Regions from separate parts of the Mus musculus genome. Here region 2 is linked to region 1. Evidence: chromatin loops called from intact Hi-C (ENCODE). Cell type or tissue: heart. All regions are shown on one strand. Region 1 overlaps Trio (triple functional domain (PTPRF interacting)). Region 2 holds the start of Trio (triple functional domain (PTPRF interacting)).

What was found. Hi-C counts contacts between places; a loop is a spot of excess contacts. Peaks named below come from ENCODE experiments on the same cell type or tissue, not always from the same donor. Only the 100,000 strongest peaks of a DNase experiment are listed, where the experiment ranks them.
Region 2: a loop joins it to region 1, with 2.1 times the contacts of the local background. A loop is called at or near these places in 2 of 42 quality-filtered maps.

What each region holds. Positions count from the first base shown.
Region 1 is chr15:27,782,746-27,785,245 of GRCm38, reverse strand. All of the region lies in intron 34 of Trio (triple functional domain (PTPRF interacting)), which reads left to right. Among named protein-coding and RNA genes, the nearest start is that of Otulinl, 100 kb to the right of the region's middle. In heart, a CTCF peak has its summit at 1,458; DNase peaks (open chromatin) are centred at 845, 1,455, 1,915 and 2,365; H3K4me3 peaks cover 423 bases; H3K27ac peaks cover 2,385 bases.
Region 2 is chr15:28,023,425-28,025,924 of GRCm38, reverse strand. Trio (triple functional domain (PTPRF interacting)) reads left to right here and starts at 77. Exons shown (of 57, transcript NM_001081302.1): 1 at 77-585. The coding sequence starts at 429. In heart, a CTCF peak has its summit at 1,436; DNase peaks (open chromatin) are centred at 784 and 1,514; H3K4me3 peaks cover 2,373 bases; H3K27ac peaks cover 1,897 bases.

The DNA.
Region 1 (2,500 bases):
ATCCACACAGTAAGCACTGAATTTGGTTTCAAATCTTTTCGAACCTGTTCTAAAGGATGGAAACACAGGATATTCAGCTCAGTGTGAATAAACAAATACCAAAGTGTCGCCGGAGGATTGTTTCAGCCATGCAGACTGGCTGTTTCACATTAACGATTGAGCAGTCTAAAGTCTCTCTCCAATTTTCTCCCACTTACATACCACCAACTCATTCAAAGTTTACAGCATGGTGCATGTGCGTGCATGAGTGCCCCAGGGACCAGTTCTGTGGAAAACAGAACCAGTGTTCTGTCTCTCCTCACTCTACGCATGACCTTGGATATATGTCCTTGTGAGAGCATGGTCTGTGGTTCATGGCACCTCCCCCCTCCTCCCATACACCCACCAGCACTTCAGAATTCTCATTGAAATTTGTTTATTGATTTTTTTAAGCGAAATACATTTATAAAACTATTTTGTTCTCTCACTTTTGTGGGAAAAGGTTTTCCATGCTTGATGGAAAATACATCCAGGAAAGAAATGCTGTGAAATTACATTTAAGGTTACAGCTGATTTTACAGCACATGTAGAGTCCTGAGATATTAGTAATCAGCCATGGGACTCTCCTTGCAGGGAGCCCTAGCCACCCCGAATTGACTTTTCCAGACATCTTGCTGGTGAGCTGCAATCTCTCTTTGGTCTATCTTTGTAAGGAGAACACAGATTTATGGCTTTTCATTCTGAAGAATTTCCTCCAGGTGCTCGGGGTTGGCCTCTGGGGTGAGTGAGCAAGTCCATAAACACGGGGAGCTTGGAGCAATGAGCTCTGGAATCTGTCCAGGGAGCCCCTATTTCCTCTTCCTGCCCGCAGGCATGGGGGTGGGGACTGGGCAGCCACAGCCCGGAGGCTCCGGTTAATTTCTTGCAGTTCTCTCCTAAGACCATGCGAATGTGAAGGATTGGCTCAGGATGCCCAACTATAACAACCGGAAAACCCCCAGGGAATAGAAGCAGCTGAGCATCCTCACATCGAGCCCTGAGTGACTGGATGTGTGTTCCTCTAGGCATCCTGTGTGCAAGTCCATGTCTTCCTCATTGACACCTTTTATTCTCAGAAGCACAGCTGAAAACGCCTCTGCGTGCCACCTTGTAGTCAACTCTACTCCTGTAGTGAAAGTAAGAACTCACAACTGTTAGCTGGGACGCGCAACTCGGTGGAGTTCTAAGGCCACTTCCTTTTCTCTTCTGTCTCCTTAAGCTGGCGGGGCCCAGTGGCACCAAAGTCCTCTCTCAAACTGGCACAGAGAAGAGGGATATGTTGTGCTTGTGGTAACATGGGAGCTGACAATTGAATGTTTCTCCTTTCGTCTCTCTCTTCATCTAAAAAGGAACACAGCACAGTGGCTGTCCTCATCCTGTTCCGTCCCCAGCCCTACGCAAAGGCTGCTTGATTGCTTCCTGTGGCTGCTTGCTCCCTGGAGGTGGCAGTGCCGCCTTATCACAGGGGCACTGATTAAAGCCAAGGACAGGATCCTGCTTTAATTGGTGTTCCTAGCAGAGGCCGTCTTTCTCATTCCCTTTGTCTCCACGGCTGCTTTGTTTCGTCCTGGAGTAACTCCAGGCCCCTCTCCTTCCCTCTCACCAGTGAGCACTAAGTAGCTTGGATAGCTCAGGGAGGAGTTCTTACAGGAGGACTCTGTTGACCACGGGAGATTCTTATAACAGCGCGTTCTTAGAAAGCCTCCTGCCTGTTCCCTGAGGCTCCAGAAATGGGACAGAGAGTTTTCAGCTGCTTCAAAGAAAGGCACCCCAGCCTGTTCTTTTCATTCTTTGGTTTGTGCTGCTGCTGTTTCAGTGTGTGACCGTCCCCTCCACCCCCGACCCCCGCGAGAAATAGGGGAACTAACGGTACTTAAAAGTTCCTAAGTAATGACCAAAGCAGAAGTATGCCATTTTGGCCTAGGAAAGAGGTGGAAAGCAAGATGACGTAAAGCTGGCTGGGACCTGCGTGGCCCTGAGTGTGCTCTGGGTGGACTGTGGTGTGTGCATGCCCACAGGCGTGCTGGCTTTTCCTCCCAGAGCCTGTGGGCAGTAGTGGTATGTATGTTTGTTCAAATGCTCTTTGCTTTAGTTCAGCACCATTTTGATTTTGTTGTGTTACTAAAATGCAATTTAGGAAGAATTCTTACTGGATTAGGACTCTTTTGTTTCTTTTCTTTTCTTTTTTTTTTTTTTTTAAACTAAACCAGGAACCTCGCCATATAATGTGCTGGATATTGGCTCTGTGGTTTGGGAGAGTCAGTCATCTGCTTCCTCCCTCCACAGCTATAACTCTTCCAAGCTAATATCGCATCCCTTGAGACTGGAGCCGGAGTTAACCCACCCCGTGGAGGATGTGGAGAGTGATAATACTTGGCAAGCTCTCTGCAGAACATTCCAGGGCCTCCCCACTGCCCTGTAGCGCTGCATACAAACGAGCACATTGGTATGGGCTCTGTGACAACATTTATAAGTTTGCACG
Region 2 (2,500 bases), 240 kb before region 1:
TTTCCCTGCTCTCCCTTTCCTTTCACCCGGGCTCCCTCGGCCGTGATTTCTCCCTCCCCCTCCTTCCTTCCCCGTCGGAAAGCAAGATGGAGGCTCGCTGCTGCCGCCGGCGTTCGTGATCGCGGAGCTTCGCAGCCCCGGCCCCCGCCCTCGCGTGTCCGCGCCGCTGCCCGTGCCCCGGCCGGCCACGCCGAGGCCGTGGCTCCGCGCGCCCGCTCCGCGCCAGGCTCGCGGCTCCCGGGCGGTGTCCTCGTCTATGTGGGCGCGCTCCTCGGGCCGAGCCGCCGCCGCCCGCCGCCCCGGGGCTGTGCGTCCGCGCGCCGGGCGCGGGCAGCTGGGTGCTCGGCGCCGCCAGGCCAGGCGCAGGCGGCTGGGTGCGCGGAGCTAGGGGCGCGGGGCCCGAGGCGGGCTCGTCCGCCGCCGAAGCCATGAGCGGCAGCAGCGGCGGTGCCACCGCCCCGGCCGCGTCCTCCGGCCCCGCGGCAGCGGCCAGCGCGGCGGGCTCCGGCTGCGGGGGCGGCGCCGGCGAGGGCGCCGAGGAGGCCGCCAAGGACCTAGCCGACATCGCGGCCTTCTTCCGATCCGGTGAGTACCGCGGTTGCCCCGCGCGCTCGGCCGGCCCGGCGCGCCCGGATCTCCGGCCCGGTATAGCCCTGCGCGCTCTCGTCCCTGTCGCCGCATCGGGGCTCTGCGATCCACGCCGGCGTGTCAGGTTACCCACGCCGCCCTTGTGCTGCGGCTCGTCCCGGGCGCCTTCACTCGCTTTCCCGGCGCTCGCCCCTCGTGCCAGGCTAGACACCCCTCGGCCTCCCGTTTCAGCGGCCACGGCCCCGCGGGTAGGGGCGCCGGCTCTTTGTCTCTTGCTGGAGGGCCGAGGAGGCGGCGGCGGGGACGGCGTGGGCGGAGGCCGGTGTCCCGGAGGACGAGCTCACCGGGACCGGGGACAGCAGCTCTGCCCTGTAATAGCTTTTGGGCCGCTGGTAGCTGGACCACCAACCCCATTATCAGCGAGTGTCCCGACTCGGGGCTCTAGCCTGTCATCCAGCCTTGGTGTACGGTTCTGTGAAACGGGGCAGCCATCGCACCTCAGCCCAGGAACCGAGGACGGTGGCCGAGCTGAGGCGGCGGTCGGGTCGAGCCATTGTTTCTGGGGGAGGCCCGGGAAGGACATCTGGGACCGTGGTGGCCCTTGGGAGAGGCGTGGGACCAGGGCTGGCGGGCACTGCGTGGGTGGCGTGGACCTGGAGGCAGTGAGGGGCAGTTTAGGGTCCGCTCTGGCGAGCCGGAGGTGGCCGAGGAGGAGGCTAGCCCGGAGCCCGGCGGGCGGGAGGGGCGCTGGTGTGCTGCGCAGGGGGCGTGACGGGGCGTCCCGGGGACCCCGGTAACGGCGCCTCCTCCAAGCCCGGCCCGGCCCAGATCCCGCGCGAGCCCGGCTCGCGTCCGCGCGTCCCTGCGTGCAGTCCGGTTTGCTTGCGCGTCCGGGAGGCGGCGGAGGGCAGCGGCGGCCGGGGGCCTGCAGTTCGGAGAGCAGTCCCTGGCCGGCCAGGCTTGGGAGTGAGGATGCAGACTCCGCGCTGGAGAGCCAGAGAGGGCGGCCCAGGTCAGGATCCGGACGGACGGGCGGGCCAGGGAGGGCGCGGGGAGGCTGTTTGCCCGCCTCCGGGAGGACGGAGAGCCTCGGGGTCTGGTGAGCGGCCTGCACCGGGGTGAGCGCGGGAGGCTGACAGCTCAGGGTCTCAGTGGCCTCTTTCAAAGTCAGGTCCCAAACTGGAAGAGATCAGGGCCGCAGTCCAGGTCATTAGGAGCTAGCAATTGAAGCGACCAGCCTTGGGCGAGGCAGATAACTTCTGGGCCGTTAGACACCTGGTTTAGTTCTGTCTTCTTGATCTTTGTCTGGCAGGGTTATTTTTGATTCGTCTTAACCGATTGGTTATGAAGAGAAGTGACACGTTCCGTCTCGACTGTGTCAACTTGGGTTTAGTGTGCTCTTTCCAGCTCTCCCTCTCCGGTGAGGGCCTTGTAGAAAGCTGAGGTTTAGAAAGACATGAACTCCTTCAAATGAAAGCTTTAACGGTTTTTAACAATGTATTATTTATTTTTTAGTGTGTGACTGGCTGGAGGCATGGCCCAAAGCCACCATTCTTTCTTTTTTTCCATCACCTGTCACAGACTAAATGGTTTTGTGCAGAATTCATCTTCCCAATGTTCTTGCGTCCTAGAGGTGGATTTTTTTTTTCCCCTTATGGCTTAATGCACAGTTCAGGAATGACTTGTTTCCAAGATTCTCCAAAGACATGCTGGTCTTGATTGCCTCTCTTCACTCTGGGCTCTGCTCTTACTGTTCGTAGTCCTGGGTAGCTCGTTCGTTTTAGAGTTCCTGATCAGGTAAAGCCGCTTACTGCCTTGTTTCCTTTATTCCACCTCCAAAGTGACTTGAAGGAGCCAGCGCAGATTTTCAGTTGGTTTCAGAGTTGTCCCATCCCCCTTTAGAATTTCATTT